Linked DNA regions of Homo sapiens: region 1 is linked to region 2. The links are chromatin loops, found by intact Hi-C in ENCODE. Cell type or tissue: endothelial cell of umbilical vein. All regions are shown on one strand. Links, peaks and the distances in the headings refer to the core of each region. The heading gives the core; the rest is flanking DNA. Region 1 holds the start of PCDHGB3 (protocadherin gamma subfamily B, 3). Region 2 holds the start of PCDHGB7 (protocadherin gamma subfamily B, 7).

Region 1 (11,998 bases), core at 1,175-9,174, 47 kb after region 2:
CTCTCAAAACCTCAGATAGCCTATCTTATTATTAATGATCTGTATTGCAGGTGGATTAAAGAACCTCATTTAGCCATAACTTAGCAAATTCCATGACTGCCAGGATGTTTAACAGTTGGTCAGTCCACATGAGTGAATGACTTTTGTGAGAGTAGAAGTTGGTAGTTTTTCCATCAGAGAAATATTTTATTTGTTTAAATGAAATGGTCACAGGTAATAAGAGAATAAAATAAACCAGCCTGATCTCCATGAAAAGTAGTTAGTGAGCTTTCCCTATAACAACAAATGCTCAAGATGTAGTTTAACATCCCAAATTGGTAGTATAGTAAAATAACATTCACACTTTCAGAGTTTATGAAATAATCATATGTATAACAGCCCATCTAACTCATGAGACTAATATCCAAGATTCAAGTTGTTTAAAATTGTTATTTTATCAAATTATATCACAAAGATACAAGAAAATGAGCTTTGAAGATGTGTATGATTAGATCTCTTGTTTAGGTATATACCTTTGGAAACTTGAAATAAATAAATCTATAACAATTCCTTAAATGTAAATACCACAATATTGGTTCAGAAAAACACATATTACTCTTAGCAGCTTATTTAAAAACACATCAACTCAATGTTATCTTTAAGAAGACTGACAAAGTCAGGTTACAAAGGAGGTTCTCATTTATTTTCAAGGTATCTTCTCAATTGCTTTTTTCTTACACATTCATAACAAATTCAGATGCACAAGTGGCCAATCCATTCTATAATACCACCAGATTGTAGAATCTTCCAACTCATGACTGGAGAAAAATCTTGACTATAATGTAGTTCAACAAGTCATCAAATTAGAGAATCCCCTGTACTCCATTCATTCCAGGGCCATCAACTTACTTTTGAAGACTGTCGATAACAGAATCTCCTATCTCCTTAGTGATCCATTTTCTATTCGAACATCATTGACAGTCAAAAACTCTGCTGTTTTCTGTTCATGAAACAATGATTCTGTTTGCACATTTCAGTCATAATAAATAAGACTAATCAGTCTTCTAAATGATAATCCCTTTTTTCTTGAAATATTTCAATAAAGAGTTCCTATATGATGAAAGCCTTATTGTCTGGGTTAAAATGCTAAAATATTTAAATTTTTATTTGAACCTCATTAACATTTGTTCTCCCATTCACCAGTCAGTCATCTATTTTTAGAGATATGTCCTGTAAGCAGACACTACCGAGCATGTTTTAAAATTCATGTTCACTCTTTATTTATTAATTATCATTATTATTTTTTGAGACAGAGTCTCGCTCTGTCACCCAGACTGGAGTGCAGTGGCACGATCTTGGCTCACTGCAACCTCTGCCTCATGGGTTCAAGCGATTCTCCTGCCTCAGCCTCCCGAGTAGCTGCGATTACAGGCCCATGCCACCCCACCTGGCTAATTTTTGTATTTTTAGTAGAGACGGGGTTTCACCATGTTGGTCAGGCTGGTCTCGAACTCCTGACTTCGTGAGATGCCTGCCTTGGCCTCCCAAAGTGTTGGGATTACAGGCATGAGCCACCGCACCCGGCCATTTTCACTCTTAAATACTATCAGGCACACAGTATGCAAAAGACACTGTAGTAGGCACACAGCATCGGTGCTTAGTTATTGTTAACAACCCAATAATTATAATAATGGTGATGTCAACAAATACGTGTTCACTATGCTGCTTTAGAGTTTGAAAAAAAGTTATAAAATTATTTTCTTAGAATTTGAGTCAGATAGATAAGGAAAGTCTTGTTTTAAAAAATAATATAAGTAGAGCTTATTTGAGCCAAGCTTTAGGATTGCAACCCAGGAACATAGATTCAAGTTGCCCTGGATACACACTCTATAAGCAGCAGTTACAGGTGGATTTTTACTCCAGACTGGGCAACAGAGGGGGATCCTATCTCTGATAAGAGAAGTCTTTTAAATCTTAATTTTAATTGGAAGATAATGGCGATTGTAACTGGCCCAAGTAAATAACAGATAGTTACAGGAATGTTATTCAGGTCTTTTAACACCAAAGATCTGGTGTCCCCTGCTGCAGTTACCAATGATTCTTATCTTTTCAAAAATAATTTTTGATTCCTAAGTAGTAAAGGTGAAAGATCTCTTGTATGAACGTCTGTCGTTTATAGTTATCAAGTAACACTGAGAAAAAACAAAATCTTTTTTTTTTTTTGAGAGAGAGAGAGAAAAAGTCTCATTCTGTCTCCCAGGCTAGGGTGCAGTGACACAATTATATCTCACTGCAGCCTCATACCCCTGGACTTAAGCAATCCTCCTATCAGAGCTTCTCGAGTAGCTGGGACTACAGGTGTACGCCACACATCTGGCTACTTTTTTTTCTTTTTGGTAGAGACAGAGTCACCCAGGCTGGTCTCAAACTCCTGGTCTCAAGGGATCCTCCTGCCTCAGCCTCCTGAAGAGGTGGGATTACAGGCGTGAACCACCATGCTAGCTAAAACCAAGATCTTGATCTTTAACACTGACCTAAATTAAGGTTATTTTTTTTCCCACATTAGAAAAAGAAAGAACCTTACAAATGTCACATAGTAGGAAAAAACCTAAGAAACGAGATGTACTCAATCCAAGACACAAATAGTTTGCCAAGAAGAGAAAGGTAAAGAAAAACTAGGACATGCATTATTTTCCCCCACAAAATTAAGACTTCAGAACATTCTTTTGATATAAAAGAAAAACATTAGAATTATGTGACTCTCTGCAAAGGGCTAAGAAAACTAAGCACTAATCAAAGACAATCTTGAATTTTCCTGTCAACCAATAAAAACGATACCCTCGGCCGGGCGCGGTGGCTCACGCCTGTAATCCCAGCACTTTGGGAGGCCGAGGCGGGTGGATCATGAGGTCAGGAGATCGAGACCATCCTGGCTAACAAGGTGAAACCCCGTCTCTACTAAAAATACAAAAAAATTAGCCGGGCGCGGTGGCGGGCGCCTGTAGTCCCAGCTACTAGGGAGGCTGAGGCAGGAGAATGGCGTGAACCCGGGAAGCGGAGCTTGCAGTGAGCCGAGATTGCGCCACTGCAGTCCGCAGTCCGGCCTGGGCGACAGAGCGAGACTCCGTCTCAAAAAAAAAAAAAAAAAAAAACGATACCCTCACCTGAACAAGGGAGTCTTCCACTTTACAAAATCACGAATCTTCCTGTACCAAAAGAGGTTCGCTTCTATAACAGCCGATCTAGCTGATGAGCCTGTCTGATTAGTTGGGTTGCGGGAAGATCAGATTACTCTTCCCGCTTAGGCGGAAAGAAACTCACCTGAAGTTGCCTGGGTTCTCCTTTCGTTTCAAGTAAATCCTGAGTTATCAGAAGAGGCTCGCTTTTCTCATAGCTCTCCTGGTTGATAAGCGTGTCGGCATAGTTGGGCTGGGGGAAAATCAGATGACTCTTACGCGAGTCTGCAGTGAGTGAGACCTCGTGGGAATAGGTCTGCAGGAAAGCCCGAACCCCTTCCACGCCCACAAAGTGCGAGCCGGGCATGCTCGCTAAGCCACCTCCCGAAGCCTGCAGCAGGCGTGACTTGTGCCAGCGCTGCAGTCTGAGCGCCAGCAGCACGATGACGAAGGCCAGGAAGACGCAGGAGACCGCGGCCACCGCCACCACCAGGTACAGAGTGAGGTCCGAATCGTTGGGTTTGGCGGAGGGCTCGAGGCTGCCCAGGTCGGCCAGGATGTCGGGGATCCTGTCGGCCACGGCCACGGTGAGCGTGACAGTGGCGGAGAGAGGGGGCTGGCCGTGGTCCTGGACGGCCACCACTAGGCTCTGCTTGAGCGCGTCTCTGTCCAGCAGGGCGCGCGCCGTGCGCACCTCGCCCGTGTGCAGGCCCACTGAGAAAAGTCCTGGCTCGCTGGCCTTGAGCAGGCGGTAGGACAGCCAGGCGTTCTGGCCCGAGTCTCTGTCCACCGCCACCACCTTGGTCACCAGGTAGCCGGGCTCTGCGGAGCGGGGCGCCAGCTCCACGCCAGTGGAACCGTCTGTGGGGAGGGCGGGGTACAGGATCTCGGGCGCATTGTCATTCTGGTCCAGCACAAACAGGCTCAGTGACACGTTGCTGCTAAGAGGCGGGTCCCCGCTGTCGCTGGCTGTCACCCACAGCTGTAGGTCTCTCAACTGCTCATAGTCGAAGGAGCGCAGGGCGTACAGAATCCCAGTGTCGGAGTTGATGGACACGTAGGAGGACAGGGGCGCCCCCTGGAGGGTGTCTTCTGCCAGTGAGTAGGAGACTTGGGCGTTCTGGTCCACGTCAGGGTCCAGTGCATTCACAGAGAAGATGGAGGCACCCCTGGGGTTGTTTTCAAGGACATAGACTGAGTAGGATGAATGGGGGAAGGTGGGCGGGTTGTCGTTGGTGTCTGCCACATTTAGAGAGATGATTGTTTCTGTAGACAGAGGTGGTGTTCCTTTGTCCGTGGCTGTCACAGTGATGTTGTACAAGAATACCTCTTCCCGGTCTAGAGCTGCATTTGTCACTAATCGATAATAATTGCCAACTGATTTTTCCAATTCAAATGGGAGACTTCTCGGGATGGAACAGGTTACCAGGCCATTCAGGCCAGAGTCTCGATCGAACACTTGAAAAAGGGCGATTACTGTTCCTGGAGGTGCACTTTCAGCAATTGTTCTGCTTCCAGATGTAACAACCACTTCTGGTACATTATCATTGACATCCAAGATAGTTATTAAGACTTTCGCTCTGTCTCGAAGACCTGGCCCATCCCGGGCTTCAACACCCAGCTCATAAAAACTCGAGTCCTCATAGTCTAGATTTGCAGAAGTTGAAATTTCTCCAGTCAAAACATTCAAACAGAAAATTTGTGAGATCTTTTCTGTAATCTTCACAAAGGAATAAGTTACTTCCCCGTGGACTCCTTCATCCTGGTCGGTGGCAGTCACTGCCAACACTGGTGTGCCTACTGGCAGGTTTTCAGGAACACTTACACGGTAGACAGGCTGAGTAAACATTGGAGTGTTGTCATTCACATCTAGAACTGTTACCAGAATTTGGGCGACGCTTGAGCGGACAGGGTCGCCGCCATCCATGGCAGTAAGGACCAGGCGGTAAACGGCTTCTCCTTCCCGGTCCAGTGTGCCCTCCAGCACCAGCTCCGGGTACTTGGGCCCATGGGCTTCGCTTTGCACGTCCACTGAGAAGTGACTATTACCACTGAGCTTAAATCCCTGAAGGGAGTTCATTCCCACATCAGGGTCATAGACCTCCATTAGTGGAAAACGAGAGGATGGAGCTGCGTTTTCGAGAATTTTCACTTCCAATTCTTCCTTTAAGAATCGGGGTGTATTGTCATTAATGTCCACTATTTCCACTTCCACGGGATAAAGATTCAGTTTATCCTCGACAAGGATGTTAAAACTCACCAGACACCGCGGGCTCTGAGCACAGAGCTCCTCGCGGTCTATCCTACCCGCGGTGACCAAGCTGCCGTTTCGCGGATTCAGAGAGAAAAGCTGCATCCTACCTCTGGAGACGATGCGGACTCCGTGCTCCGCCAACTCCTGGGGCTCCAGTCCCAGATCCTTGACGATGTTGCCTACGAAGGAGCCTTTCTCCAGCTCCTCGGGAATAGAGTAGCGGATCTGCGCTGCCGCGGCCCCCCACAGCGTCCCCAGGAGCGTGAGGAGCAGGACCTGCTCGCTGCGCTGCGGATGCCTCTGCGGAGGCGCCATTACTGGCTTATTAGGAACTTCTCTGGGATTAAGAAGAGGAAGAACAGATCTGCATCACTTTTGCTCTTCTCAGAAATAGCGGTGAAGGTCCTTCAACAAGCAGAGACCGGATGCGAAGCGTTTCAGGTCAGAATTTCTGCACAGCTTTCCTGCTTTCCCGTCTAATTTGCTTTGTTGTTGGAGGATGTAACTTGAGTTTCCGTTGATTTTCTTGCCCAGGTTGGTCAACAGCGACGCTTAGAGTCCTAACTTAATACTGCATCGTTTTGTGAAACTATCACACAGAGGATTTTATTTCTGCTAAATCTGCAGAGATGACACTCATAATATTTCCCTCCCCAAGATAATGAAGCATTTAGAAGAGTGTAAGAGATTATTTTGAATAATTTTAAATGTTCTCTGAAGTTTACCATTCATTTTTATGAAAATATCTCTTAGGACCTTGGGGAACAGAAATAATATTACAATCTTCTGTAAATTTTGAATTATCATCACATTTCACCACCATTTATGCTAGTCCCATTTTCAGTAAGGGTACCAACAACCACAAACACTTTTTTGGAGACAAAGTCTCGCTCTGTCTCCCAGGCTAGAGTGCAGGGGCACAATTATAGCTCATTGCAGCTGCTACCTCCTGGGATCAAGGGATCCTCCCACCTCAGCCTCCCGAGTAGCTGGGACTACAGGCATATGCTACACAAACACATTTTGAACCAATTCATTACAGTGCCCATTACAAGAGTTGCCATTTTAGATGCCATTATTTCTTTTGATTAGCATAGAAGTTAAAAACTGCCCTGACATAGGCAACATCTGTGTATACTTTTAAAAACATGCAAAGGGAAGTAAAAATATTATATACAGGTTACATTAAAAATGTGTTAAGATATACATAATGTTTCATATATTTTAGGATTGACTGCATTAAAACTAAGTAAACCACTTAATTGTGAGGATTTGGGTCTAATTCTGGATAGATATGTCTGAAAATGACAGTGTGAGATAATACTGTATTAAAAATGTTTCAGATTATAGTGTATTAGGATTAAGAAAAGTTTCAAGACTATCAAAAGGAGGCTTTCTATGAAAGAACAACTGCAACACAGATATTCTACAGGAAATTCTACAAAGAATTTCCTAGACACCCTACTCTACACCAGAAAATCAATAAAATAATGTAATCAGGGAATATTTAATCTGTATTCTTTTTATCTCTAAATCAATGAATTGAAACCCAATTATATTTATGGAAGGAAAGGTTTGAAGAAACTCACCTTTTGCAAATTGCCTGAATTAGAAGGCATTTCTGGATTGTCATTACTTTCAAACCAAGAGGCTTCATCACATAGAAGATCTTGTGGTGCAGCATTTTCAGCCTTTATATTGAGAAATTTAAACTCGGTGTTTGAGGAATGTGAGGCAGCACACGGATTGTAGGAATAAGGCAAAGTCCTTTCGCTGTAGGTGGGGAGAACTCCAGGTACAGTCTTGAAGCAGACACCAGGCTGAAAGTAGCCCTCAGTGGCGGGTCTGGAGGAGCATCGCAGGCGCAGGGAGATTGCCAGAATCACCGCGAGGAGGAAGAGCACTGAGATCAAGGCCAACGCCACTACTAGGTGAAACTGTAGCTCCGCCTGAGGGTCAGAGGGAGTGGGGCGGTCGCTAAGGTCAGGTTGTATCTCTTGCAAGCTATCTGCGAAGATTAGGTGCAGCATGACGGTGGCTGAAAGAGGCTGCTGTCCTCCATCACGCACAGTGACCAGCAGGCGCTGGCGGGCGGCCTCCCTGTCGCCCAAGGTACGCGCCGTGCGCACCTCACCCGTGCGCAGGCCCAGGCTGAACAGCCCGGGCTCGCTGGCCTGCACAATGTGGTAGGACAGCCAGGCGTTGTATCCCGAGTCTGCGTCCACCGCCACCACCTTGGTCACCAGGTAGCCAGGCTCTGCAGAGCGCGGCACCATATCGAAGAGCGCAGAGCCTTCGGGCCCCAGAGCTGGGTACAGCACCAGCGGTGCATTGTCGTTGCGGTCGTCCACCAACACGCGCAGGCTCACGTTGGCGCTGAGCGTAGGCGAGCCCTGGTCGCGGGCCTGCAGAGTGAGCTCGAAGGCACGCAGCTGCTCGTGGTCGAAGGCTCGCTGCGCGAACACCACCCCGCTCCGCGCGCTCACGGACACGTAGGACGACAGCTCCCGCGGCTCCAGGTCACTGGCCACGATGTAGTAGGAGACAAGGCCATTAGGTCCCAAGTCGGGATCCGAGGCTCTGACATGCGCAATGGAGGCTCCAGGCGGATTGTTCTCAGCTACATGCACGGTGTAGGAGGCCTGGTGGAAAACGGGAACGTTGTCGTTGACATCAAGGATGTGCAGAGTGATGGTCTTGCTGGAGGAGAGCGGTGGATTGCCTTTGTCGGTAGCTGTGATCGTCACATTGTATTCTGGGATCTGCTCCCGGTCCAGGGCTCCATCTGTCACCAACCTGTATGTGTTTTTGGTATCTTGAACGATTTTAAAGGGGAAGTTTCCTTTTAGTTGGCATAGGATTTCTCCATTAAATCCAGAATCTAGATCATGTGTTTTGATCAGGGCAACGGCAGTCCCCAGCTCAGCATCTTCTTGTATATGTTGGGATTCAGAAGCCAGGGTTATCTCCGGGGCATTGTCATTTTCATCTGAAATATCTATCTGTACTTTACAATATGCAGTGTGATGTCCACCATCCTTTGCTTCCACCCCAATTGTGTAGCTATCTCTCTCTTCAAAGTCCAGTTCTCCAATAGTGGTGAGTTCCCCCGTTTTACTGTCCAGCTTGAACAGTTGTCTCACTTCCTTGCCAATATTGATGAAGGCATAGATGATTTCGGCATTGATGCCCTCATCCATGTCAATGGCCATCACTTTTAATACGGAGGAGCCAGCGGGCAGGTTCTCTGCAACATTGACCCTGTACATGTCCTGAGTAAATACTGGGGGGTTATCATTTGCATCTGCGACAATTACCCTGATCTGGGTGGTACAGCTTCTGGAGGGCTCGCCCCCATCCACAGCTGTGAGGACCAGGTGGTGATGTGGCTGCTCTTCCCTGTCCAGGGGTGCTTTCAGTACTAGCTCTGGGTACCTACTGCCATCCAGGTTCTCCTTCTGAATCAAAGAGAAGTGCGGATCAGGGCTGAGGTAGTACTGCTGCAGCGAATTGACACCTACATCAGGATCTTGCGCAGATTCCAGGGCAAATGTGGCTCCAGTGAGAGCCAGTTCGCTGATTTCCAGCTCAGTGATATTTTGGCTAAAGGTCGGTGGGTTGTCGTTAATATCCTGGATCAGCACAGTTACATGAAAAAAGTTTAAAGGCTTTTCAGCAACCATTTCAAATTCCAGAACACACGTCGACTTCTTGCCACAAATCTCCTCTCGGTCTATACGGTCGCTCACAAGTAAGTTCCCATTTTCGGGGCTCACGGTAAAGAATTTCTTCTCTGCAATAACCCGCAGGTTCCTAGTAGGTAAATCCCCCACGCCAAACCCCAGGTCCTTGGCGAGGTTCCCTACCAGCGAGCCCCTGTCCAGCTCCTCGGGAATAGCGTAGCGGATCGGTTCGGAGAGAGCCTGGTCTAACAAAGAGAGCAGGAAGAGAAATAGCATTCGCCTCTGCCCTGCTGGGCCCCTCCATCCGGAGCTATTTCCCATCCCGCTCTCTGCGCCTTTGCCTTTCTAAATCCGAGGAGAGGAGATCTTTAAATAATCCCAAGAGTTCTCCGAGCAGGACCAACTATTTGCTTTGTCTTTGTGCTTGGGTTCTCTAATGGGTGTCTCCGCTGCAGGAAGCCTGATAGAGAGTGCACTTTTCTTCCGAGCTGGCTGCAGCGGGAGGAGCCAATATTTTGCACAGCACTAGCCAAGAGCGGCACCCGGCGCCTCTGCTGCAGAACTGCAGTAATGGTGACTAAATCAGCTCCAAATAAGGAGCTAGTTAGGAGAAAAATCGGCAGTGTACTGATAGTGATACTTTCTTCCCATTTTAAAAGGACTTTTAAAAAACATTAAATATACTTACTATATCTTTAGTCTGTTATTTCTTTTAATTTGAGCTTTATCCATCCAAATCAAGTACCTTTTACTTGTCAAAGGGCAGAGATAATCTTGCTCAATCCCGTCACGTTTTTAGTTTCCATTTTCATAAAATGGTCATAATAATATCTTCTCTGCTTACTCTAGTAGAAATGAGGGCCAAATAAAATAATACATAGAAAATCATACAAATGGAAGCTATTTTTGGTGATGGCAGAAGACGTAGTATAAAGAGGCTTGAAATATCAGCTTCACGTGTATTCTTATTGCATTCTATTTCCTTTACTTCTAACTTCTAAAAGTTATAATGTCATAGCTTTTAGTTTTATTCTATGTTTCACTTTCTTCTCTTTTATCTTTATTATCTCCCCCCAAAAGAAGTTAAAGGTAATGAGGAAATGATTGACCTTATAAAATAGAAGTATAGTAAAAAGCAAGAGGGTCTCTTTTCCTTTGTTTCCAAGTGTCTACTTTTAATTAAATAAGTATGATTGAAAACTTTTTTTTTCTATAGAGGTGGGGTTTCACTATGTTGCCCAGGCTGGGCTAGAACACCTGGCTTTAAGCAATCCTCCCACCTCAGCGTCCCAAATTGCTGGGATTATAGTCATGAACCACCCTGGCCCAAATGAAAAACTTTTACAAAGGATGTTTTTTCATACTACATCACAATTGTCCTGAAATGTACTGTTTCTTCTCAAGTAGCCTAACAATGATGCGTTATTAGGATTGGGGAGTGAATTGTAAGTCCTTATAATTATATTATTTAATTATATAAGTAATCTTCCTGTCCACTTTTCCTTGGTCCCCAGTTTACCATCTGATAATCCTAACTTTTTGTTATTTACACTTTTCCCTGGTCAATAACATGCCATTTTCCATGTTTCTGACAGGTGTCTTACAGTTTTAATTCCATTTTCAAACCAGAAAATCTTCCTAAAGAAATTATCTTTAGCCTACATAATGTATTGTTACTCTAAAACTAGGCAAGTGTGCAGCAATAAGCAATGAGTTCCACACCGAATTCACCTTATAGTGGAAAAGCATTATAGCATCTTAAACTACTCACAGTAACCAGAATTCTAGACAGACACTCATTGTCACCTTTATACAAACATCAAAAATATAACTGACTCAAGACTTTGCTCCAAAACATTCCAAAGCAAGTGCCTTCCAACACAATGCCAAGTGTTCATTGTATGAACACTTCAATTAGTATGAAAAATTATTCTTCAGAACACATATAAAACTAAAGATTCAGATATTTAAAAGTATATGGTATATACAGTACATACATTCAAAATGTATGGATCAAGCATTTTATAGTCTGTTAGTAGTTTATAGAGGGTTTAAAGATATTTTTCCATTGCACAAAACATTTAACTCAGAAGAAATGTACCCAAATCTATAACCTTTACTTTTTTCCCAAACACCTTACCCTAAGAAGCATATAACATTTTCTTTTAAAAAAAATGGAAAAGCAAGTTTTCACATAGGAGTGAATAATGTCGACACCTACTGTATAGATTCTCTTGTTACTCTTTGGATGCATTCACTATTCGGTGAGTTTGTACATTTTACATTTTGGTCAGAATGTCCATGTGTGTATGTATGTGTGTTTGTGTGTGTGTATGTGTGTATATATATGTGTGTATATATATGTGTGTGTATATGTATATAGATATAGATATACTTGAATGCTCTTTAACAGTGTTTAAAAAATAAAAATCAAGTGGTCTTAGGTTCTTTAATGTGTCAATTAACCTTTCATGTGGTTGAGTAATGTAGCTTACTATCCCATTTGTAATATTTTATTACCTTTTCCCCTTATTTAGTCATTATTTGAAGCTGATGCTCAAGGTTTTAAAAGTACAAAATTTGAAGGATTAAGAATATTTTAATAAGAAACATCTGAAAATCATCTTCAGCAAATCAGATGCAGAAGGGAAATATAGTAGTTCTTTCATTACATAACACATCCTCCTGGAATTTGAGGCACATAGGCCAGTATTTCATTAAGACAAATCTATTAATTTAAGATGAGCACATACGTTAGATATGAAATTTAAAATTTTGAACCATCTTTAAGTTGAGTTCTTTTTTTTTCAAATACAACCTTAAACTCAAGTAATAAAGAAGAATTGCACCTACACTTAAAGAAACGCTAACATTGCAGTAGGTATTGATTCTAATAAGTAAAGGGT
Region 2 (12,193 bases), core at 3,484-11,483:
CTCACGTGAGTAGGAGCAACAGAGTTAGAGCTTATCTTGTTATTCTCTTCAGTGAAGCTTGCTACCAGAGAAACTTCATTAGAAAGATCTTGTGGGGGGACTGTTTCTGGTGTCATGGTGAGAAAATTAAATCTTCTTTTTCTAGAATCCGAGGGAACATACAGATTGCAGGAATAAAGCAAAGTTCCCTCATTGTAGTTGGGAAAAACCCCTGGTCTAGTCTTAGAACAGAGACCAGGGTGAAAGCAACCCCAGGCAGAGGGGCTGGAAGAGCATCGCAGGTGCAAGGCGACCGCCAAAATCACTGCGAGGAAGAAGAGCATAGAAATCAAGGCCAAGGCCACGACCAGGTAAATCTGCAGCTTTGCTTGGGAATCAGAGGGCACAGGACTGTCACTGAAGTCTGGCAGTGCCTCCTGCAGGCTGTCTGCGAAGACTAGGTGAAGCGTAGCGGCGCAGAGAGCGGCGGCTGTCCTCCGTCACGCACAGCAACCAGCAGGTTCCCGTGTGCAGCCCCAGGCTGAAAAGCCCGGGCTCGATGGCCTGCAGCACGTGGTAGGACAGCCAAGCGTTGTGTCCCGAATCTGCGTCCACCGCCACCACCTTGGTCACCAGGTAGCCGGACTCTGCGGCGCGTGGCACTATATCGAAGAGTGCGGAGCCATCGGGCCCCAGCGCGGGGTACAGCACCCGCGGCACATTGTCATTGAGGTCGCCCACCAACATGCGCCGGCTCATGTTGGCGCTGAGCGCGGGCGAGCCCTGGTCGTGGGCCTGCATCGTGAGCTCGAAGGCGCACAGCTGCTCGTGGTCGAAGGCACGCTGCGCGACCACCACCCCGCTCTGTGCGCTCACGGACACGTAGGACGACAGTGCCCGCAGCTCCAAGTCAGTGGTAACGATGGAGTAGGAGACTTGGCCATTCAGCCCTAGGTCCAGGTCAGAGGCGCTGACTTGTGGGATGGAGGCTCCGGGAAGGTTGTTTTCGGCCACGTGGACCACGTAGGAGACTTGGTGGAAAACCGGAGCATTGTCGTTGACTTCACCAATGCGTAGGGTGAGGCTTGTGCTGGATGAGAGCGGAGGCTTGCCCTTGTCAGTGGCAGTGATGGTGACGTTGTACTCCGGGATCCGCTCCCAATCCAGGGTCCCATCTGTTACAAGCTTATAGTCATTATTGGCGGAAGATTCGATTCTAAAAGGAACTCTTTCGTTTATGAGGCATGTAACCTCCCCATTTTCTCTCGAATCTTTATCATGTGTTTTGAACAGAGTGATCACCGTCCAGGGTTCTGCGTCCTCAGTTACAGAACTGGACACTGAAGTAAAAACCACGTCTGGGGCATTGTCATTCTCATCTAGGATTTCTAGTATAATTTTACATTCGCTGGTCATGCCTCCACCATCCTTAGCTTCTACTCTCATGGTATAACTGCTACGAAATTCGAAGTCTATTAAGTCTTTGGATTTAATTTCCCCATTTTGATGGTCTAGCACAAACATATTTCCAATATCATCTCGTAGGGATTTGAAAGAGTAGGTGATCTCCGCATTGACACCCTCATCCTGGTCAGTGGCTGTCACCTTTAGTACAGAGGTGCCTGGGGGCACATTCTCTCTAAGGCTGACTTTGTATACATCCTGGCTAAAAACTGGGGCATTATCGTTGGCATCAGTGACCTCAATTTGAATTGCAGCAGTGCCAGTTGGGACTGGGTCACCCATGTCCATTGCTTCCAGGACCAGGAGATGAGAGCTCTGTTGCTCCTGGCCCAGGGGCTTCTCCAGCACTAATTCTGGAGCGTTCTTGCCTTTAGTCTTGTCCATCATCAGAGAGAAATGTTCATTAGAACTGAGCTGGTAACTCTGGAGAGAGTGAGGCCCTACATCTGCATCTATAGCAGATTCCAGGCCAAACCGAATGCCTGGAATTGCTAGTTCATTGATTTGTAAAACAATGCTATTTTGGGGAAAATGAGGTGGGTTATCATTTATATCTTCTATCATCACATTTATGTGAAAAACATTTAGAGGATTCTCTGCTACAATCTCTAAGGGTATGACACAGAGGATTTTGAAGACAGTGACTCTCGATCTATTCTGTCACTCACAAGTATGTTCCCATTCTCCGTGTTCACGGTAAAGTATTGTTTCTCTGCACTAACTCTAAGGTTTCAGGTCAATAAATCCTGAACATGCAGCCGCATGTCCTCCGCAAGGTTCCCCACCACGGAGCCCTGGACCGTTTCTTCTGGAATAGAGTAGCGGATCTGCTCCGAGGGTGCCCCGCAGAACAAAGGCAGCAGGAAAGGGAAGAGTGCTTGCCACTGCCGGGTCCTGCTTCTCTGCTTCACCCTGTTTCCCATCCTTCCCATGCGTTGCTGCAGTCTCCGACGTTAAGAGAAAATGTTTCACAAAGTGCTTTTAAAATATTTACTTCCATACATAGAAAACTCAATGCTCCCAGTTTGAGGGCACCCCAATCCGTATGGAATCAGATTTGCAGGAGCAGAAAGCCCAAGTCTTGGCCACTCTCCGACTTGCTTCTGTGACTGAACAGAATATCGTCCTGGTAGATCCCAGGCTCCAGTTCTTGCAGCACATTGGCCAACAGCAGGGCTCTGAGTCTATTTAGAAAACTGCAGCCGGAAGCCTTTGCTAATTCAATGGGATTCAGAATTAGACTGATGTGTTGGACTAATGTATAGGAAACTAGACATTTTATGAGTTTTCGTAGTGACTGTTTTCCAGTGTTTACTACCAAAGAAGATTCCTTAGAGATGGGAATCTATAGAACAGTCATTAACCCAGCAAAGAGAATTTAAAAGTTTGTTTTTTTCTAAGCAGAAGCAATGCACATATTGGAAGAACTAGGCAAAGTCTTCTCTCCTGTTGTAGAACAAAAACCTTGTGGGAAAACATCCCCATCAAGTGGTATGGGAAAATTTTGACCACTATGAAATGATATGCAGTATTATTTTCAATCTGATGTGCAGATAATTTTCCTCCTAGTTTTATCAGAGAAAACTGGAGGAGCACTGAAAGCTATATAGGGCATATTCAGAATAAAGTTAGCCAAACCCTTCTTATCACTTATAAAAGAGGTTTCTGAAAAGGATTATTGTTTCATGTTTCATCATAAAGAGAATATAAAGGTATAGCCTAGTAGGTTGCCATAGGAATTAATAACATGAAATGTGATGGTGTTTTATTTTTATCCTCTATTTAATGGGACTATATGTTATACCTTAACAGAACTTTATCACTACCTCCGAATCAACATAACCCTCTTAATATCACATTTCAAAGCCAACCCTTCCTTTTTGTTCTCCACGATCTTGGGAAGTTAGTTTAGATGAGGTTTTATAATATGGAACAATCTCCTTTTCCCAGCCAAATACCTCATATCCTTTTTATTTAACTAATTCCAGTCAAAGTACAATGCCTTACATCATTTTTCTCAGTTTGGAATTCCACAAGTATAAATCCTATCCCTAGATGCTCAAAATACCTGAACATTTTTCTTGACTTCAAGAAAAATGTAGGCATCTGTTGGAAGACTTGCCTTTCCTACAGTTGAAATTATTTTTGTCCGAGCCCTAGATAGTCAGTTTACAACTAATGACATAAGGTAAATTCCTAAATGAGAAAACTAAACTTGAAAGGGAACATAAATATCCAAGTAATTTGGGGCAAATACCTAGAAGTGATGTGAGAGTGTTGACTGAATTGATTATGGAAATGATTCCTGTGATCAAAAACCCTAGATAAGTCTCCTTTCCTCATTTGGCTTTCCTAGACATTGCTTCAGATAACATGTATGTCAGGCAACTATCAAGCTTCAATAACAAGTTGGTCTGAATAAAAGAACTGAATGTACTATTTGCCATAAGAATGACCTTATAAAGAAAGAAAGAAGGAATCTATGACTCCCAACTACACTGAAAATGAACAAAAAAATAGCCAGAAGGATACTAGCTAAATCAGTTTAATTAAAGTCCAAATACCTTCAATCTATTTATATATTCACAAACTACTCTATTTGAATAAATCTGTAGACATCTTTAGCACATTTGAAAATAGGTTTTTGAGAAGCACTGAATCAAAATCAAGTTATTTCTATATATGGATTTACTACATTAAAAAACCTTCCATACATACAAACACAGACACCAAAGTAAAAGAATAAAAGGAAATAATACCAGTTCAATAATTCAATTATTTCCTCAGAACAGTCAATGTAACTTCACCATAGTAATGGAAAAGACATCTAGAGCTTAAGAAAAAATGTGATCTAAATTTTATCTCCCAAGGAAATCCAGTAGTTAAAAGCCAGTCAATATGTCTGTGTTGATAGGATGAAGAAATGAGACAAAGTTGAAATAGTCAACAGGATCTAAGCATATTACCAGCCACCAAGAATCAAAATAAAATTGCTCAGAGAAAAGCTTACGTGTATAAGTGTGTGTGCATGTGTATAGATAGATAGATGAGAAGGAGAGCTAGAGGGAGCATGCTATTAAATCAACAGGATCAAAATTTGAACATTAGCAGTAATAGCAAATAATGGTGGAATATAACTACAAATCAGTGAAGGCACAGCAAAATTGAAATGGAAATAAAAAGTGTTTGTGAATCATTAATTTGTATCTATATATAATAAATTGAGAGCCTCATACACTGATAATAGAAAAATAATACTAAAATTCAACTTACTTCAAACCAAACCAGCATAGTTGAATGGCCCCTTTGAAATCAAAAGAAAATATGCCAAGATTGAAAAATGACTTTCACAAAAACGTTCTGAAAGATTATCGTAATCTCATGAAAGGCAAAGTAAAACTCACATGTATTGCTCTAAATATATATGAACTAAATATATGCCGCCCCACCCCCCCCCCAAACAGTTTTCATAACAGGCTCAAAAAACATCTCCTTAAAAGACTTGTGCCAAGACACCAACAATTAGGAGGCAGAGAAATAAATCTCACCTGATTACTTGTCGGGTCACATTTGCCTAAAATGATAGCTGAGTCTTCAGCTATCAAGAGTGGCTCGCTTTTCTCACAGCTCTCCTGGCTGATGAGCGTGTCCCCATAGTTGGGCTGGGGGAAAATCAGGTGACTCTTCTGCGAGTCCGCAATGAGAGAGACCTCGTGGGAATAGGTTTGCAGGAAAGCCTGTACCCCGTCCACGCCTACAAAATGTGACGTGGGCATACCTGCCAACCCGCCTTCAGAAGCCTGCAGCAGGCGTGACTTATGCCAGCGCCACAGCCTGAGTGCCAGCAGCACGATGACAAAGACCAGGAAGATGCAGGAGACTGCGGCCACCGCCACCACCAAGTACAGCGAGAGGTCTGAGGTTTCAGAGTTAGCCAGAGACTCGAGGCTGCCGAGGTCCGCCAGGACTTCGGGGATGCTGTCGGCCACAGCCACGGTGAGCGTGACGGTGGCCGAGAGAGGGGGCTGGCCGTGGTCCTGGACGGCCACCACGAGGCTCTGCTTGAGCGCGTCTCTGTCCAGCAGTGCCCGCGCTGTACGCACCTCGCCCGTGTGCTCCCCCACCGCGAAGAGTCCCGGCTCGCTGGCCTTAAGCAGGCGATAGGACAGCCAGGCGTTCTGGCCTGAATCTTTGTCCACCGCAACCACCTTGGTCACCAGGTAGCCAGGTTCCGCAGAGCGGGGCGCCAGCTCCACGCCAGTGGAGCCGTCTGTGGGGAGGGCAGGGTACAGGATCTCGGGCGCATTGTCGTTCTGGTCCAGCACGAACAGGCTCAGCGACACGTTGCTGCTGAGGGGCGGGTCCCCGCTGTCACGTGCTATCACTCTCAGTTCTAAGTCTCGAAACTGCTCATAGTCGAAGGATTGTAGGGCATAGAGAACACCAGTGTTGGAGTTAATAGAGACATAGGAGGACAGAGGCACCCCCTGGACAGTGTCATCCGTCAGAGAGTAAGTGACCAGGGCATTCTGTTTGCTGTCCGGGTCGAGGGCGGTCACTGAGAAGATGGAGGCACCCCTGGGGTTGTTTTCGGGAATGTAGGCAGAGTAAGAGGAGTGAGGAAAAACGGGAGGGTTATCGTTGTCATCTGCCACATTCAGCCAGACATGAGTTTCTGCAGACAAAGGCGGGCTTCCCTGGTCTGTGGCTGTCAACGTTATATTGTAGCTCTGGACCAACTCCCTGTCCAGCACTCTGCTTGTTATCAATTTGTAATAATTTCCATAAGTCTTTTCTAATTTAAAAGGCAGGTGGTTAGGAATAAAACAGGAGACTTGACCATTTTCTCCAGAATCTTGATCTTGCACATTTAGAAGAGCAATCACTGTACCTGGAGGAGAGTTTTCCAGAATTGAATTAATAGAAGAGGTGATAGTTATTTCTGGAGCGTTATCATTCACATCCACAACAGTGATCAACATCGTCGTGGTGGTAAAGAGACCTCCACCATCTTGGCCTTGAATTTCCATCTCATAGAATCTATATTTTTCAAAATCCAGAGACCCCCGTACTTGAACTTCTCCAGTTTGTGAATCCAATTGGAATATTTCAGAAGCCTTGCTTTCCATGTTCCGAAATGAATACATTACTTCCCCGTTGATTCCCTCGTCTGGATCCGTTGCATTAACCATCAGCACCCGAGTTCCGGAGCTGATGTTTTCTGGAACACTCACGCGATATACGGACTGTGTAAACATTGGGATGTGATCATTTACATCGAGGACCACCACACGAATGGGAACTGCGCCCTTTCGGATGGGATCGCCTCCATCTAAAGCTGTGAGGAGGAGCAGGTGAGCAGCCTCTTTCTCTCGGTCCAGGCTTCCCTCCAGTACTAGCTCTGGATTCTTGGCCCCATCCGTTCTGCCCCGCAGTTGCAAGGAAAAGTAATTATTAGGGCTGAGCTGGTAGCTCTGGAGGGAGTTCACGCCCACATCTGGATCCCTAGCATTAGGAAGAGCAAATCGCGCCCCAGGAATTGCGTGCTCACTGACTTTTATCTCCACTTCGTCCTCCTGGAAGCTGGGGGCGTTATCATTAATATCTATTATTTCCACCTCCACTCCGTAAATCTTCAAGGTGTCTTCCACGAGAAGTTCCATATTTAAAAAACAGGAGGACACCGTCTCACAGAGCTCCTCCCGGTCTATCCTGCCTGCCGTGATCAAGCTGCCGCTTCGCGGATTCACAGCGAAAAGCTGTGTCTTCCCTCTGGAGACGATGCGGACTCCGCGCTTCGCCAGCTCCCGGGGCTCCAGCCCCAGGTCCTTGGAGATATTGCCCACGAAGGAGCCCTTTTCGGTCTCTTCTGGCACCGAATATCGGATCTGCCTGGCCCGGAACCCCCGCAGCGTCCCCAGGAAAATGCACAGCAGCAGCAGCAGCCGACTGCGGTCCCCGCGCTGTAGCCGATTCGCCATGGCAGGCTCTAAGCCGATATTCCGCGGTTTCTCGAGCTGGTTGGTTGTGAATCGGCTTATGTATCTATGAAGTCCTAGGCCGACTACATCCAAAATATATCAGAAAGCGAAGGAAAATACTTCTAAGTCTCCAGTGTCAGGATCTGTGAGTATCCATCTCATTCCGCTTTGTGTGGTAGAGGCGGGGGAGGGAGGGACTCAATGGCGCGCAGCTTCCCATTCCCTGATTGGTGAGCAGCGGCGCCTAGAGCCCATTCTTATTATTGCAACGACTAAGAAATTCCAGAAGAAATGATTACGCTCACCTTTGTGAATCACACGTATTTGTAGAGCTTAAAAACGATGATACACAATACTTACATTATGTGACGTTAAAACTTTACCAAGAACACCTGCGAAAGGAGTAATTATTAAAAGGGCTTGCTTAATTTTTAAAAAGTTTTCAAAATATTACTGGAGCTGAAAACTTGTAGGTTGTAGTTGGTTCCAATTGATTTTAACCGACTGAAAGGAACGACATTTCTGGAAGTGGAAATAATACGGTCCCGATAAAATCATCAGGTAGGATGCCTAACTATAATTCTTACAAGGTTCCTTTATTGAGTAAATGAAGATGAAATACTTGAGAAAAATTGAGTAGCATCAGGGTTTCAATTAAAATACCATGCCGTAAAAATATACCTGTATTTTATATTTTTAACCGAAAGGTATTTTACTTCATAAAAATGTCACCGGAGATTACCCATGTAGTTTGCTTTAAAATGTCTTTGAATAGTAGGAAGACTGAGGCATTTAATTTAAACTTTTGTTTTAATAATGATAACCATAAATTTGACCTATATTTTGCGAACTCTATGAAGAAGTTATCTAGAATCTTAAAATAATACCACTATATTGGAATATATTGGCATATTGTAATATAAAAAGGATTAAATACATTTTTAAATACTTACCTGTTTAAGAATCTTCTTATCTGCTTCAACGCTGGGAGTTAAAATGCTAGCCAGTAGCATGCTATCTTTGTTGAGGTTATCTTGTGTGGCTGGACAATGATCAACAGATGTGAAAAAATTAAATTCTGGATTCATTTGATCCCCAGGCACACAAAAATTATAGGCATAGGGCAACGTTCCCTCACTGTAGTTGGGGGGACCCACAGGTCCGGACTTGGAGCAGAGAACTGACTCAAAGCAGTCTCCTGCAGTAGGGCTGAAAGACTGTCGCAGGCGTAGAGCAATAGCTAGAATCACCGCGAGGAGAAAGAGCACAGAAATCAAGGCCAAGGCCACCACCAGGTAAAACTGCATCTCAGCCTGGGAGTCAGAGGGTGTGGGATGGTCGCTGAAATCCGGCAGTACCTCTTGCAAGCTATCTGCGAACACCAGGTGCAGCGTGGCAGTGGCTGAAAGGGGTGGCTGTCCTCCATCTCTTACAGCGACTAGCAGGCGCTGGCGGACCGAGTCCTTGTCACCCAAAGCACGCACCATGCGCACCTCGCCTGTTCGCAGCCCCAGGCTGAAGAGCCCGGGCTCACTGGCCTGCACCACGTGGTAGGACAGCCAGGCATTGTGCCCCGAGTCCGCGTCCACGGCCACCACCTTGGTCACCAGGTAGCCTGGCTGCGCGGCCCGCGGCACTGTGTCGAAGAGCGCGGAGCCGTCGGGACCCAGCGCAGGGTACAGCACCCGCGGTGCGTTGTCGTTACGGTCGCCCACCAACACGCGCAGGCTCACATTGGCGCTGAGCGCGGGCGAGCCCTGGTCGCGGGCCTGCAGCGTGAGCTCGAAGGTGCGCAGCTGCTCGTGGTCGAAGGCGCGCTGCGCGAACACCACCCCGCTCTGCGCGCTCACGGACACGTAGGACGACAGCGTTCGTGACTCCAGGTCGCTGGCAATGAGAGAGTAGGAGACACGGCCGTTGAGCCCGAAGTCTGGGTCAGAGGCACTGACTTGCGCTATGGAGGCACCCGGCTGGTTGTTTTCTGGCACGTGGACCAGGTAGGCTGACTGTCCGAAAACCGGCGCGTTGTCATTGACGTCAGTAATGTGCAGGGTTATGGTTTTGCTGGAGGATAACGGAGGCTTGCCCCTGTCTGTGGCTGCGATGGTGACGTTGTACTCTGGGGTCTGCTCCCGATCCAGGGCCTCATCTGTTACTAGCTTGTAGTAATTATTAGAAGAAGAATGAATCTTAAATGGAACACCTCTACTTAAGCTACACCTGACTTCCCCATTTTCCCCTGAGTCTTGGTCCCGTGTTTTGAAGAGGGCAACAACCACTCCTGGAGGGGAATCCTCCATAATCTGATCAGAGAGTGACGTGATGATTATTTCTGGGCTGTTGTCGTTTTCGTCTACAACTTCTACAATTACTTTACACCGTGTTGAGAGAGATCCTCGGTCTTTTGCTTCTATGTTTATCGTATATCTTTCTACTTCTTCAAAATCCAAAGGCTGCTGAGTTAGAATGTTTCCTGTAGTGTAATCCAGAGAGAACACGTGCTGAGCTTTGTCAGCCACACCAAAGAAGGAATAAGTGATCTCTGAGTTGATGCCCTCGTCCTGGTCAGTGGCCTTCACTCTCAGGATGGAGGTGCCTGGAGGCACGTCTTCCCGAAGGCTAACCCTGTACACGTCCTGGCTGAACACTGGGGGGTTGTCATTGGCATCTATTACCAGGATTCTTATCTGAGCAGTACCGCTTCGGGGAGGGTCCCCACCATCTAAGGCGGTCAGTACCAAGTGGTGAGCGCTCTGCGTTTCTCGGTCCAGAGTCTTCTGCAATACTAATTCTGGATATTTGCCACCATCAGGATTGTCTTTCTCCACCAATGAGAAATACTCGTTAGGACTTAGTTGGTATTTGCTCAGCGAATTCATACTAATATCAGGATCTTCTGCAGACTCAAGAATTGTTCCCATCCCCAGGCTGACGGATTCACTGATTTCTAAGTTTATTTCATCTTTCCGGAATTGAGGGGCGTGGTCATTAACATCCTCAATCACCACAATGACATGAAAAATATTTAAAGGATTTTCCACCACAGCTTCCAATTGCAACTCACATCTTCTTCTCTCTTTGCATATTTGCTCACGGTCTATTCGGTCCTTCACAAGTAAGTCCCCGCTCTGCGCGTCTACGCTGAAGTGCAGCTTCTCCGCGCTCACTCGCAGCTCGCGAGCCGACACATCCAGGACACTAAGCCCTAGATCCTTAGCGAGGTTCCCCACCACCGAGCCCTTGGCCAGCTCCTCCGGAATCGAGTAGCGGATCGGCTCACACAGCGTGGGGTAGAACAAAGGCAGCAGCAAAGGAAATAGTACCTGCCGCGGGCCGGCCCGGCGCCTCTGCGCGCAGCTCCCTCCCATCGTTCGCTCGGGTTCTCGCTGGGTCCCCGCTTTTCCAGTTGGAGAAAGTGCACTCTACCGCGCTAAAAGAGCATTCGGCCCAGGACAGGAGGAGTCCCGGGTCTCGGAGCTGGCAATCTGGTGTGCTGGGCAAGGTCTGCGCAGCCGGGAGCCTCTGTGTGGGAGCTGGTTTTCTTTTCTGTTGTTGGCTGCGCAGGGAATCCCAGGCTAGAGGCTGAGGGATCCCCGGCGTCAGCGCTTGCTCTGCACTGGCCGACGGCGGCGCCCAGAGGCTCTGTGTGGGACTGCAACTTGACTTTTCTCTACCTCTTTCAAGGAATTTTTTTTAAACTACGAGTTGACAGCCAAAATATTTTAATCTTTTTCCTCAGTGATTCCTTTTACATCAGGAAATATATTTCCACTTGGTCATAACTATCATATCTTTTTATTTACTGAATTTACATATATCTTGAATAAATGAATATTTTTTCTTCAAAATTTAAAAAGGCACAAAATAATATAGCATGAAGGTTTATAGGTCTCCTATCCCACGGCCCATTGCTATCCAATTCCTCCATCCAGAGGCAGTCATTCTTGTTCCTTTTAAGAGTAATTATCTATGAAGCTGGAAGTACTGAAGATAAGCAACAAATTTTTTTGTCTTCAATTCTAGCCTATATTCACCCAGAAAGTAATAATTCCTTATTTCATACTTAAGTACTGGAATGCAACCATTGCCCTAGTCATTACCATCATCCAGGGTGTCCTGTATTGCTTTTAAATAATTATAATCAAAATATTTTCTCACAATAGCTACAATGTCAAGAGCAGTTTTTTTTAAAAAAAAAACCTGTATTTTTCAAAATAATAGAATTATTTGAGATGAATGCACAATAATTTTGACTCTCATTAACACAAATATAAAATAATAGTTTCAATGGTTTAATAGTTAATAACTATGACCCTAAAGAGTGTGCTTTCCTTCCACAGACCTATCATTCAACAAATGTTGACTGACCTGAAAAAAATCATGGAATTATAAGGGTCTTGAGAAACTTCGGAATGCTTTTTGACTTTATACTACCACATTTAGTAGAATACTAGTAATAAAATTAAGAGATCTACCTAATACGTCACTATTTTCATTGAACTAAATGAACTCATCAGTACCTCCAATGATCCTTTGTTTATATAATTTCCCTTCGTTGCATATATTCTTTTCTTTTTTACAGCTGTGGTTGGTGTTTATATTCTGATCTGCAGAAATGGCATTTCTTTCTTGACTCTAAGTTTATTTTGCCTCTCAATTTCAGAGTTTTCAGAGTTTCAGGTGTTTGCCTCCTTATACATTAAAGAGCCACTGAAATAGCTTTGTCATATATCTCTTGCTCCTGTTCTCGGGAACATGTACAAATTTAT

Evidence for each region. Peaks named below come from ENCODE experiments on the same cell type or tissue, not always from the same donor. Only the 100,000 strongest peaks of a DNase experiment are listed, where the experiment ranks them.
Region 1: it touches region 2 in a loop (2.6-fold over the local background); 15 of 110 quality-filtered maps call a loop at or near these places.

Annotation. Positions count from the first base shown.
Region 1 is chr5:141,367,810-141,379,807 of GRCh38, reverse strand. The region is part of intron 1 of PCDHGA1 (protocadherin gamma subfamily A, 1); the gene reads right to left. All of the region lies in intron 1 of PCDHGA2 (protocadherin gamma subfamily A, 2), which reads right to left. The region is part of intron 1 of PCDHGA3 (protocadherin gamma subfamily A, 3); the gene reads right to left. The region is part of intron 1 of PCDHGB1 (protocadherin gamma subfamily B, 1); the gene reads right to left. It also overlaps PCDHGA4, PCDHGB2, PCDHGA5, PCDHGB3, PCDHGA6 and PCDHG@. In endothelial cell of umbilical vein, for the core only: a CTCF peak has its summit at 5,950; a DNase peak (open chromatin) is centred at 5,927; H3K4me3 peaks cover 410 bases; H3K27me3 peaks cover 2,918 bases.
Region 2 is chr5:141,416,459-141,428,651 of GRCh38, reverse strand. The region is part of intron 1 of PCDHGA1 (protocadherin gamma subfamily A, 1); the gene reads right to left. The region is part of intron 1 of PCDHGA2 (protocadherin gamma subfamily A, 2); the gene reads right to left. The region is part of intron 1 of PCDHGA3 (protocadherin gamma subfamily A, 3); the gene reads right to left. All of the region lies in intron 1 of PCDHGB1 (protocadherin gamma subfamily B, 1), which reads right to left. It also overlaps PCDHGA4, PCDHGB2, PCDHGA5, PCDHGB3, PCDHGA6 and PCDHGA7, and 10 more genes. In endothelial cell of umbilical vein, for the core only: CTCF peaks have their summits at 7,669 and 11,071; DNase peaks (open chromatin) are centred at 7,631 and 11,041; H3K4me3 peaks cover 1,319 bases; H3K27me3 peaks cover 3,837 bases.